2 separate regions of the Mus musculus genome follow, and region 1 is linked to region 2. The links are chromatin contacts, found by Hi-C or POLR2A ChIA-PET in ENCODE. All regions are on one chromosome and are shown on one strand. The core of a region is the stretch at or near the end of the contact, and the rest is flanking DNA. Distances in the headings are between cores, read along the strand shown. Region 1 holds the start of Pelp1 (proline, glutamic acid and leucine rich protein 1). Region 2 holds the start of Bcl6b (B cell CLL/lymphoma 6, member B).

Region 1 (6,619 bases), core at 1,184-3,683, 180 kb after region 2:
CACCTGACTCACCTGACTGGACATTAAAACACAGGTGAAGTCAGGTGCTGGTAATAGCACAAGCCTTTAATTCTAGCATTTGGGAGGCAGAGGCAGGGGCCAGCCTGATCTACACAGCAAGTTCCAGGACAGCCAGGGCTGCACAGATAATCCCAGCCAGGAATACATAAACAAAGGCTAGAACACTTGTTGCTCTTGCAAAGGACACAGGTTCAATTGCCAGCTCCCAGGTAGTGGTTCAAACTTATCTGCAACTCCAGTTCCAGTGGATCTGATGCCCTTCTGACCTCCATGGGCACCAAGTATACAAACACACACGTTTGTGCGTGTACTACATTCAGGCAAAATATACATAAAATGAATAAACCTAAAAAAATAGAAATAGAAACAAAAAAACCCCACAGGTTCACATTTATTCAGCATTTGCCAGGGGAAACAAAAAGACCCACTCAGCTCCTTAGTGATACAGCTTTTCCACGATCTCTACACACAAAGGATAATAAAACGCACGTTCAACGGCCAGAGTGGTCAACAGCTACTCCCCCATAATGCATCACATAAATCTAAGTGCATTATTCACTAGGAATTGCTTTTTTCCCCTTTTCTCTGCTTTGCGGCATAAATGTATGTCAGAGAGAAAGAGACAGAGAGACAGAGAGGCCGCAGACACCTCTAAGGTAACACCAGGAAGAAAGCAGCACAAGTGGCTGCCCAAAGCCCAGGTGATAGCCACAGTAGATCACAGCAGTCGTGAAGAGGACATAACATTATAGAAACGTGCCAACTGCCTATTGGGGAACACGTGTGCACATGTGTGCAGGGCTTACTGAAGTAAAAGTGCATCACAACAAAAACTCAGGTCACTGAAAAAAAATCAGAGAGATTTCTAAAACACACAAAACAAACAAAAGACCATTAGGAGGGCAGATTTAACTGTAGTATTCCCAACTGTCTGAGGAGTACAATGAATATAAGCCACCCAATCCTGCCTTCCAGAGCCCATCCGAAAGCCAGCCATAGTAGTATAAGCATCTATAATCGCAGCGTCCCCTACTGAGAAACACAAGGTAAAACCAAAGAGCATCAACATAAACACTCGGGCTAGACAGTCCACCACTGGCAAGAGACCTTGTCTTGACACAGGAACCTTAGGACCTAAACGTTCCTATGACTTTGATGTGTGCACCGTTGCTACCCTTGGCCCATAACCACTAACATAAACACACATACAGCTGAACAAGATGGCGGATGCCCAGCCACAGGCAGCTGGATCTCGGGGAGTTCTAGGCCAGCCTGGTCTACATAGTTCCAGACCAGCCAGAGCCACATAGTGAGACTTTGCCTCCATAAGAAAAAAAAAAAAAAAAAAAAAAAGGCAGAACTTCACAGACTGCTTATGGAAGTGTGTAAGAAACCACATATCGAGGATGGCACTTGGGTTTCTAGCTTGTAGGAACTGAACGCATGTGAATATTTTGTGCACAGGCTCCTAACCAGGTAGACAACATATTGTCTACCGCCTACCTCACCAGCCTCAACTCTACCCACTCTCTTTAACCACCTAAACCCCGAACCCAAACATTGCCCTCATTTTCCAACCCGTCCTACACGAGTGTTCCTCTAACGTTTCAACTACCCCTTCTAATTTTCTTTCACTACCTAACCCCTGTTCATCTTAAACTCCAGGTCTTTTGGAGAAATCTCTAAATACTCTCTCTACACCGGTTTAGGAAACTCATACCAGATTTAGTTTCGTGTTATGGCATTTTGCTCATCGCCACTATGACTGGAATTGGAGCGCCGAGTAGGAAGGGGTAGGCCCTTGGCTGAGAGCTAGTAAATGTTTGTGTTCAATTACCCTGGGAAAACGCCGCCAAAAGAAGTTTCGCTGAGGACTGAACTAGTCAGGGGACCTGGGATGGAACCGAGCCCCTTCATTGCTTTGTGCTTATCAATGACCTAACAGAAAAGGGGCCTAATACTGCTCTGGGGAACGCGCAGGTAATGAAGTCTGTGGATCGCGTCCTCAATGGTTAAGTGGCTCTATTCTCCACTCTCGGCTCTCCTCGAGCTCACAGCTCCAGTGTCAGCTTCAGGAAGGCGGGACCACGGTGCCCAGCCGCCTCACCAGCCTTTCCACGGTGACCGCGGGAGCCACAGACTTACCTGCGCCCCACCTGCCGTCCCATGCAGCCTCAATAAGCACATGAGCCCGGGCAAATGCGGGGCCCACTGGATTGGGGGATGCACAGGGGCCACGGGGGACGCCGTTCGCGGCTGTAACAACCCGGAAATGCTCTCTAACAGCAGCAGACGCAGACGCGGGCCGGATCCCACCGCAGAGAGACCCCCGGGCCCGCCAGGAGCCCCAGCTGGGGAGCCCGCAGAGGCCCCACTAAGAACGGCCGCCGCCATCTTCACAGGCTCGAGCAATGGCGTGGCGTGATGACGCAAACATAAGTGCGACGCACGCCGCTCGGGGAGGGGTCTTGAGGAGGGGGCTGCGGCCTGCTGGGCTGGATGAATGAGGGCTGGCGCCCTGCGGCAGGAGGGGGCATGCGCAATGTGGGCGAGCGCCAGCGTTGGGGCGGCTTGCAAACTGCTAACCCGGGCTGAGCGCTGTAGGGCGGGGCGGAGGCGTTGCTGCGCAGGCCGGACACGTGGTCTGCAGGAAAGGCGCGGGAGTCTGAAAGATCTCAGTCCAGCGTGGCTTCTGGTCACCTTCTCCCTGGGCTTAGTAATCCTATCTAAGGAGCCAACCCCAAGTCTGAAATCTGGAACGTTCTAAACTGCTTTTCCAACAATGGAAAAACAAGCTCAAACAGTGCACATGCCACAAAGTAGCAGAGGTGTCACTCTGTCCCCAAGACACACCCACAGTCATTTGTGTATTTACATTACTATACACAGTTGTTTTGTTTTTTGAGACAGGGCCCTGGCTGTTCTGGAAATCACTTTGTAGACCAGGCTGACCTCCAACTCAGAAATCCACCTGCCTCTGCCTCCCTAGTGCTGGGATTAAAGGCGTGCGCCACCACGCCCGGCTAACCTATCACTTTCAAAGGCCTCAGCATTGCCTTATTTCCTCCCTCTGCAGTCTGTACACCACACAAAAGCCGAATTGGGCTTTTCTGATATAAGCCAGTTCTTTGTTTTGTTGTTTTTGCTTTTTAACAGGCTGGCCTCAGACATGATGTGGCAATATTCCTGCCTCAGGCTCACAAGTTCAAATGCTGACATTACAGATTGGAGCCAAGAAAGCTTGTCCTTCCCAGTTTAGAGTCCTTCTGTAGCTTCTAGAGATAAGAATATTAACTGGGTGGTGGTGGCACACGCCTTTAATCCCAGCATATTGGGAGGCAGACGCAGGCAGATTTCTGAGTTCAAGGCCAGCCTGGTCTACAAAGTGAGCTCCAGGACAGCCAGGGCTACACAGAGAAACCCTGTCTCAAAAAAACAAACAAAAAAAGATAAGAATATTTCCCTACACAGACTAGAATCTATACCACCTGACCTCAGGCTGTACAAGCACTTCTTTCTTCCTCTGGTCTTTTGTTGTTTTGTTTTAGGGGTGGAGAGATGTTTGAGGTTTTGTTTTGTTTTGTTTCTTCTCCTAGTCTTGGACTAAACTAGCCTTCTTTCTATCCTCCAGCAACATCAATTCCAAGGCCTTTGCACAGACTTCCAATTTTGCCGACAGGCTTGTTGCCATTCTTAGAAAAGTTTTTCTTCCAATCTCTATCACACACACACACACACACACACACACACACACACATACACATACACACACTTTTAAAGTCAAGGTAACCTCCCCTTGAAGGTAACTTCCTATGAAATTAAGGATGGGGTCTGGGGATATGGCTCAGTGGTTAAGAGCACTGACTGCACTTCCAAAGGTCCTGAGTTCAAGTCCCAGCAACCATATGGTGGCTCACAACCATCTGTAATGAGATCTGACTCCCTCTTCTAGAGTGTCTGAAGATAGCTACAGTGTACTTACATATAATAAATAAACAAATAAATAAATAAATAAATAAATAAAAATTAAGGATGGCATCAAATTTCTGACTCTCCTAGCTCTCCCTCCCAAGCACTGGGATCCCAGGCCTGTGCCACCACACCCAGTTCCCTCTGTGCTAGGGCTGGAACCCAGGGCCTTATGCATGCTCCGTAGGCATTTGACCAAGTGAGCTAAATCCTGGTCCTTATTTTTGACTTTTTCTTCCATTTCAATTGTGTGTGTGTGTGTGTGTGTGTGTGTGTGTGAGAGAGAGAGAGAGACAGAGACAGAGACAGAGACAGACAGAGAGAGACAGAGACAGAGGCATGGAGAAAGGAGATTTTATTTTGGAGGTACTTTGAGACAAGGTCTCTCTATGTAGGCCAGGCTGACCTCAAGCTTGCAGCAAATGATGAACCAGCCTGACTCCATCTTAAGATTGAAAGCCATCTTATTACAAGGTCAAACTAAGCTCATCCTGTCTTCTATGAGACTTGGGTTTGACCATGCCGTGACCTATTTTCTGAAATTTGACATGTTCCACACCCTATACCCTAATCTCCACCCTGATGAGATGTTCTGCCAAATAATTTTGAAATGGTCTGGCAAGTTCCTACATAACCAAAAACTCTTGGAAAAATCTCCTATCCTTGCAGTTTGTGGGGCTAATATGAGCTTGCTTAACTCAACTAAAAGAATTTGGGTAATGATCTTTGTTCTCGTTTACTGGGATTAACACAATCTCCCTGCTTCTGCTTGTTGGGTACTGGTATTAAAAGATTCATCACCACCACCACCACACCCAGCTCTCCGCCTGCTCCAACACCTCAGACAGCATCTCACTATGAATCCTGCTTTAGACTCTCTCACCAGCGTGCTCTTTCCTCAGCTTTCCAAGTTCTGGGCCTATGGGCTTGTACCGCCACACCCGGCTCTCATGGGCACATTTCCATGTCTGTAAATAACTTACTTCAGTTATATTCACAACGATCACCTTCTCTTGACTTTTGCTTTCCCTACACACTGGTCCCCCTTTCTCTTCCCAATTATTACAGTGACTTTCACAACTTGAAAAAAGAATCCTAAATTCTACACATTTAAGCCCACATGACCCTGTGTTCAGGATCTGCCTGGTTTCATGATGATCTTCAGTTCTGACTCCTGCACGTGACATGCTTTTGTTCTTCGTCACAGCTGAATATACTTCCTTGATGAGCCTAGATGCTGTGACTTAGCTACTGTGAGCAGTGCCACGGTGCACATGGGTTCCTGGCAGCTCTTCTGCCACCTGCCGCTTTCAGCAGTGTGTGCTCAGGTGCTCAGGAGTAGCATAGCTGAGTCACGTAATAGTTGTGTTGTTACTTTCTGAAACACCACTGTGTGGATTTCAGGAACGGCTGGACTAAGTTAACACTCCTTGGCAGTGTCTAAGGGGACACTTGCATCCTTCCTTCCTCCTCTTCCTCACCGGCATGCTGGCACGGGTAGTTTTCTTGATAATAACTATATGGACTAGGATGAAGTACATTTTCACTGTTGTAAAGTTCTAGTGGTGGTGGTGGTGGTGGTGGTGGTGGTGGTGGTGGTGGTGGTGGTGTGTGTGTGTGAGAGAGAGACAGAGAGACAGAGAGAGAGAGACAGAGAGAGAGAGAGAGACTCACACAGTTCAAGCTACCCTTGAGCTTCCCACTCCGAGGATGACCTTGATCCTTCTGCCTCTGTCACCTTACTGATGAAATTACAGGCATTCAGGACACCGCTCCTGTCTTTCAGTTTGTGCTACCCTAATGGCTGAAGAGGTTGAACATCTATTCTGGTATTTATTGGCTGTTGAAAACTGTCTGTTCAGCTTGGGCTTCTTTCTTCTTCTTCTTCTTCTTCTTCTTCTTCTTCTTCTTCTTCTTCTTCTTCTTCTCCTCCTCCTCCTCCTCCTCCTCCTCCACCTCTTCCTCCTCCTCTTCTCTCATACAGGATATTCCTACTGCAGCCTCCCCTCCCGCCATTTCTCCCAGGCCTCCACATCTCCCCTCTCCCCCATATTCACTCCTCCTTTGAAATTTCCCTTCAGAAAAGAACAGGCCTCCCAGAAATGTCTGCTGAACACAGCATAACAGGTTACATAAGACTGGACATAAACCCTCATATCAAGGCTGGCAAGGAAACCCAGCAGGAGGAAAAGGGAGGCTAACGAGTCAGAGACACCCCCCCTCTCCCACTGTTAGGAGTCCCACAAGAACACCAAGCTAACAACCATAGTGTATATGCAGAGGACCCAGTGCAGCCCCATAGACGCTGCTTGAATGTCACTTCAGTCTCTGTGAGTCCCTATGAACTTACTTAGTTGATTCTGTGGGCCATGTTCTCCTGGTGTCCTTGACCCCTCTGACTCATACAATTCTTCCTTTCCCTCTGCCGTGGGCTTTCCCGAGCTCCAAGGGGAAGGACCTGATGAAGCTCTTCAGTTTGGCCTCACTCTATGCCTAATGTTTGGCAGGAAAAATATTTATGTGTTTTCCTGCCTGTCTGTGCACCACATGCATGCAGTACCCATAGAGACCAGAAGAGGGCAGTAGATCCCTTGGAACTAGAAATACAGGTGTTTGTAGTCCGGGTTCA
Region 2 (6,529 bases), core at 2,641-5,140:
TAATACCAGGGTAACCCGGCACACCCCCATATCAGGACCATCAGGGAAATCAAGCCTGAGCCTACAGCTTTCACTGCCCCTAGGGAGCGAAGTTTGGCTGGGGGTGGGGGGGAACTCAGCTATGGTCCCCCGAGGATGTGGTAGCGCACTTTAGTGTTGGTAGCTGCCCCGTGTTTCTGACGCAGATGCAGCCGCAGTTGACTCTTGTGCCGAAAATGCAGGCCGCAGGGGTCACACTGTGGGAGGACAGGTCTGTCAGGTCCCAACCTTTCCATAACCACCTTTCATTTAGGACTCGGGAACTGTCTAGCTCTCCGCTGACAATCAGCCTTTCTATGTCCTCTGGGGGCGCCCAGGAGATAGGCCTTGCCTTTCTTAACAAAAGCATCAACAACTGTTAGGTCCTTGGGACAACAGCACCTAGTCCAGGCACATAATTACCTCCACCCCTTCTCCCGGGTGCAAGCCTCTGATTCACTAGGGCTCTTTAGGCTGTCGCTTATTCCTAGCACTTCTGGCAAGACTCGTCCCTGCGTATACGAGGGATAATTCCATTATTAGGCTGTATAGGGTACCCACGTGGTATGGCTTCTCCCCGGTGTGGATGCGAACGTGGCTTTTGAGGGTCTGTAGATGGCGGAAGCGGGTTCCGCAGGTGGGACACGGATAGGGCTTCTCTCCGGTGTGGATGAGCACGTGTGCGCGTAGGTGTGCCACCTAAAGGGCAGAGCCTTGAGATCACCTTGGGGAGGGGCGGAACCCTCTTCGCTCCTCCCATTTGCCTTCCAGCCTTCTCCTTACCTGAACAAAACGCGAGCCGCAGGTCTCACACTTGTACGGTTTCTCTCCGGAATGGATGCGGCTGTGTGTTTTTAGGTTAGCAGGTCGGTTAAAACGTGCTCCGCAGATGGAGCAGCGGTAGGGCTTTTCCCCTGCAAGTTGGAAGACAGTCAGATCGCCCTACGGGAGCGGTGGTCAGGAAGACCAAGACCCCCTCCTACCTGTGTGCACCGTGCGGTGACTAGCCAAGTTGCCCTTATAACGGAAGGCAGATCGGCACAGCTGGCATTTATAGGGCTTGTCCTCGTCCCCTGGAGCTAAGAGCTCCAGCCCCGATGAGCACCCAGCCACAGCCTCACAGTTCTGGCAGCTGAAAAACTCACTTCCTAAGGGTAGGGAACAATGACAATCTTAGTTATTTACTGAGGACTCCCCCCAGGTACCCATAAATCTACAACAGTACACTAGTAGGGTCTGCTGGCCCTTTTAACCCCTAAATTATTGTGGAGGCTACTGGCGGTCACTTGGCTTGTTCGTGGCCAGTCAGTCAGTAAGATACGACTGATTTAGTAGCATGCTGCTAATTTCAATGGTGCTGACAGTGTGTGGAGTGGGTGGAGCTTTCTGTTTCTTTCCTTTCTTGCCTCCTTCTGGCTTGCCAGAGAGGCCCTGCCAAACTCTGGGCAGATCGTTCAGTCTTGGATTGGGTGGGCCAGAAATTCCCAAACTGTGCTGCTTTTTGGAAGTACATAGAGAGCTTAAAAATATTTATGATTGGTCCTCACCCTCAGACATTCTGACTGCTGGGGTGAACGTTACCCAGAGGGGGTCCAATGCAGTCAAGTTTGGGACTATTCAATAGGTCTATTCTGAGGTCTTTTTGGTCCAAATCGACCTGGATCAGCTACAGGAGAGAAGCCAGAAGAGAAAGCCTCTTACCTGGCGGTGGATTAGCCTGCTTAGAAGCTGGCAGAGAAGTCTCTTGAGCCCGGGGTGTGAAGAGGTAGGAGTTATTTGCTAGAGCTCCACACTTGAATCGTGCAGTGGTAGTAGCTAGAGATAGTCTAGGCAGAAGTTAAGAGCCATAGAAAAGGTTAGGGATTGGGGGTGGGGCACTGGCTCCCCCCGCCCTGCCCCTTTTCTGGAATATACAGACTTCAAGGCCTGTCTTCTGGAAGTGAGCCAATATTGATCATTAAGTCCCACCTTTGGCCTTTGGCCAACTCCCTAAGCTGGGTTAGTATCCCTGAAACCTGGTTCAGAGGGTGCCACAATGGCCTACTCAATGGCTCTGCCTCCTAGAGTGGACCAGACTCTAAAACTCTTGGGAGTTATAGATTCTATACCTGCTTTGGAGACCAGGCGTGGTTCCTTCTTCACTGCTGCTGCTGCTGCTACAGGCTTCATCTCCACTAGGGAGCCTGGCCTGGGGACAAGGTTGACCTGAACTCTCCCCAACCAGGCTTCCTGCTTGTGAGGTCTGAGAATTTAGCACAATAAATTTGTATTTTTTCCAGTTGCAGGCCTTGGGGTCTGGGCTGGCTGGACTTGGGGAACCTTGACTGCAGCTTCGAGACTCAGTAGGTGGGTCTGGGTGTCCTTCTGAGCGCCTGGGACTGCCTGGTGGAGCGACTGTTGGGGGTCTTGGGGGTTCTACCTCCACAGGTCGCAAGGAGATGCCTAGAGGTTCATAGCTAGAAAAAGTAGGATGATCATTAACACCGTCTCCTAGTCGTTGCCTTTGCCCTTATTCCCGGCACTAGTTCTGCTAGGGAGAATACAAATCCATGGTTCCTTTACCTGGCTTGGATGAAACGGTGACACGCCTGGACTACGTGTTCCATCTGCAAATAGGTGGCAGCTGCGAGGACAGCTGGGGCAGTGGCTGGAGAGAGGCGAAGCCTTGAAGTATACATGAAGTCCAGAAGAGGAGCAAAGCCTCTGGCTTCTGGCCCCCCCGGCAGAGAGAGTACATCCACCCCGAGTCCCGCTCGGCCCCGGAAAATTGAATAGAAGAAGCCACTGGAGAGAGGGCAGATGGGTTGGTCATGTTAGGAGCCGGGAGACCAAAGGAGAGTCTTGCCTCCCCACTAGCACTGCTGCCTCAATTTTTGGATGCTCTCCCAAGCTTCCCCCTCCCTTCTTCCTTCCTCCCCCCTTCTTACTCTCCAGTTCTGGGATTGCCGGTGTGGACCATTATTCCCAGCTTCCCTCATGCTTTGGATTACCTCTCAACAGCCATGTTACTCTGTTTTTTCCCCAGTTAGTCCCCAGGTGCCCTACCCCCTCGAACCTGCAAGCGATAAGAACTGCCTTGTGCGCTCTTAGGGGTTGCCCGCCAACCAGCAGCGTGACGTCAGTGAGGATCCCGCGCAGGCGCAGCTCATTCAGATTGCTAAGCACGTCGGAGGAGTGGCGGGTGAACTCTCGGACGTAGCCCAGAGCTCCCTCTGGGGCCGCTGTGGAACCCATAGCGACCTAAGCCTGCGACAGCCACCGAAAAAGTTAGAGGATCTAGGCATTACTAAAACAGATTCCTTTCTTCTCTGATGTTTTCTACCTGGGATACCCCTAGAGCCAACCAACGCCATCAGATAGCGGACTCAGCATCACCACTTAATTCCTCTCGTTCATTCTGCCCTAAACGGTTGCTTCCTTCCTTCCCTTTGCTGGATCGCGGAGATCTTGGAGCAAGTTAGAAACTCTCGTTCCACCGCTTGGAGGGCGAGCGTGAGGAATCCCGCACTCCCGCGCGCCGTGCGTTGGTTCGACTCTAGTTACCTCATCCACTACCTTCCTTTCCTCTGCTCCCCGGGCGCCTGGGTCACAGGTACCAGACTTTACCTGGGGGACCAAATATGATCTGCAGCCCACACCCATCTACGCGACTCCTATCGCTAGACCCAATACTTTCCATCTCTTCTTAGCACAGTTCCTGGGGTTCAGGTCTTATTACTATCAACTAACCCCAAGCCCTCTTTGGAGACTCAGAAATCTGATACCCTCAGGGTTTGGTTCTTACCCCTGTCCCGCAGGGGCTGCGGCTTCTCTTCTCGAGGGGGGCGGGGTCTCTCTCCTCTTTCGGTCTCTGCTCCTTTATTCAGCCGGGATGGCGGGGGCGGGGGTGGAGGTGGGGTGAACCCGTGAGTCTGTATCCTTCCTTCCTCTGAGGCTCTCCAGATGGTGAGCCCGGGGCGGGGTCTCCGTTTCAAACTGTATCTCAGAATCTCGGGGTGGTCGTATCGTGGATGGCTTTGGTTCATTAAATAAGCACCCGAGGATGAGGATATTAGAATTGGGGAGGTTAGTGGTGCGGAGGGTGGTAATATGGGAGGCTTATGTCGTCGAAGGAGCTGGGACAGCGAGTATTGGAGTGTTGGGTTTTGGAGGCGTGTGCCAACAGCCAGTTGAGGGAGAAAGGAAATATCCTAAAACTCCTCTTTCTAATGTATTGGACTCAGGAAGAAAATAGACAGTCCAAGTGGTATCGGGTTTGGGGAGGCATTAGTGGACTCCAGTGGATCTCAGATAGTGGGAGAAGGAGGAGTGATTGACAGGCAAGGTCCAGAAAAGGGGGAGGTGGAGCTCTGACCAGGCGGGGTAAGGAGAGGGCGGATATGATTTCTAGTTCGTTTCCTTCCATTGTCCTGAGACCGGACGGCTCCTGCAGCTGCTTCCCCTCGAGGAGGTGGGGAAAACCCCGGGTGGGGACCGAGAGACGCTCGGGAGACCTAGGCGTCCGGCCTCCTACTCTCGACTCTCTTCTCAACCCTTATAGGGATCCAGAGATACAGACTCCCGCCTAAAGCCCTGACGCTCTCCATCAGTCCTAGCTTACTAGGGCTTCGAGCACCCGCCCGTCGGCTGCGCTTAGAGTCTGGCGGGACGCCGGGGTCCAGCGCGGCAAGTAGGCAAAGCTCGGCAATGTCTGCATCCTTCCACGAGAGGGCGGTCGAGCACCAGCCTCGCTTCGCCCCTAGGTCTCCTGGCTGGTGATGTGCTCAGACCAGTGAGCTGGATGCATTCGGTCCAGGCTACAGGAAACTTTCAGCTGCCTTCTCTTTCTGATAGTTTCCTCTGCACCTCTGTCTCTTTGTGGGGCAGTAGATCGAAGACAGAAGAGTTAGGGTCTCCGCAGGAAATTCAGGCTAGAACTCTTATGGAAGGCTTTGGAATGAACATAGTGGTTAGGATGAGATGGGGTCTTGAGCCTGGGAACACAGTTGTTTTGTTTTCTAATTTGATAGACCCTTCTACCCAGATGTTTGTAGACAGGAATTTTCAATGAACATTAATATGAGCATTGGTCGGAGTAAACAGAGAGGACAGAGGAGAAAGGGCAGGAGGAACCTGGTAGCTAAGTACTTCATTCAGAAGCTAGGCAGGGACCACACCCTTAGATTTTGTTTGGGGAGCCTTGGGATAGAAGGACAAGTTTCCTTTGAAGAAGAGGGGCAGAGCTGAACCCAGGTACAAAGCAGGAGCTCTTTGAGTTTGGGGTTTGGAGCATAGCAGTTGTGCAAGAATGGACCAGCATATCTAGGCCTGAGGCCTCTCCCTTCTGTTCTTGGGGGTGGAGTACATTTTGTTTGTTTTATTGGTTTTGATTTTTTTTTTTTTTAAGCAAACGTAGCAAACAAAACTGCAAACCAACTGGGGGTTGGGGATAGCTAGGGACCCTGGATGACGATGTGGCTTTACTTTGTGAAGATTATTTGGTCTCTATCCAATTTTCATCTCCAAATTTGAGGTGAAAACATTAAGGGCTTTGATGTCAGGACAGAGTTAGCTATTCTGAGTTTTGGGGTGTCACTTGCCATAGAAGTTATTGTAGTCAATAAGGCCTGTTTTTAGTCTCGACAGCTGATAGCAAATTGGAGGTGCGGGGCTGGTTTTAAAGATGTCTTAGTTCGGGGGTTTGGAGGGATTTGATGCTCCCATGTGAGACTGTCCATCTCTAATTTCTGGTCTACTGGGGGAGCATGAGTACGCAACTAATTTGGGGGACATAGTCTCTTTCCAAGTGCTGTTTCAAGGTTTGGATGAGATTGTTTGGGGACATAAAGGTCAACTTGGGGCTTTTTAGAGAGCCCAGTTACATTGAGTTGGTGGCAGAGCCAGAAGCTAGGAGAGGATCTGAAGGCTTTCTGTAGCTGAGAGCTTGATTGATGGGGGGGCAAAGTTTTGTATTTGAATCTTGTGGAAACTCATTTTGAGGGTTGGATATTCCTGTGAACATGTTTATGTGTGAAACTCCTCCACAGGAGAGAATTGAGAAGCCCCCCCAGGGTAGAAGGATAGTTTGGGGGGTATCCAGTTTCTGGGTGTTTTGCCACTGGCCACATTTGGTGAAGCTGAGAGGTGGGTCATAAATTGAAATTGATTTGGAGGTTCACCTATTCTAAAGCACACTTCTGACTTAGGTTATCTTTTGCTGATAGTCCCCTGGCACCCCAGATTGTAAAAAAAATTAGTGAACCCCCAAATAAGGCCAGAATTTGAAGGGTGAAGCCTGGAAAAAGCAGTGTGGTCCATCATAGACTCACTGGAATATGACCTGTTGTGCTAAGGGGGGAAAGGTGGCTTCATACTCTGAACCCCGATTTCTTATGGAAGAAAAAATCCGTTTGGAGGAGATGGGGTGTCTCTTGTTAAAGTGGGTACTTTCTGACTAACAGTGCTGCTGAAACTGGCAAGGAAAGGCTGTGATGGTCTACAAGGGGGGGGTGAATCTTGCACCCTGATATTT

What was found. Hi-C counts contacts between places; a loop is a spot of excess contacts on that map. ChIA-PET counts read pairs that join two places held with the same protein, here RNA polymerase II (POLR2A).
Region 1: a loop to region 2 is called in a map of left cerebral cortex, with 2.6 times the contacts of the local background. The contact joins the promoter of Pelp1 here to the promoter of Bcl6b in region 2. A Hi-C loop is called at or near these places in 1 of 37 maps with a recorded cell type or tissue (left cerebral cortex). POLR2A ChIA-PET finds 5 or more read pairs at or near these places in 2 of 5 experiments (Patski and embryonic stem cell).

What each region holds. Positions count from the first base shown.
Region 1 is chr11:70,407,598-70,414,216 of GRCm38, forward strand. Pelp1 (proline, glutamic acid and leucine rich protein 1) reads right to left here and starts at 2,434. Exons shown (of 17, transcript NM_029231.4): 1 at 2,167-2,434. The coding sequence starts at 2,415.
Region 2 is chr11:70,225,908-70,232,436 of GRCm38, forward strand. It overlaps Bcl6b (B cell CLL/lymphoma 6, member B), which reads right to left and starts at 3,891. Exons shown (of 9, transcript NM_007528.3): 1 at 3,803-3,891; 2 at 3,074-3,264; 3 at 2,581-2,802; 4 at 2,127-2,474; 5 at 1,720-1,844; 6 at 1,002-1,166; 7 at 802-932; 8 at 580-717; 9 at 1-236. The coding sequence starts at 3,252. The coding sequence ends at 120.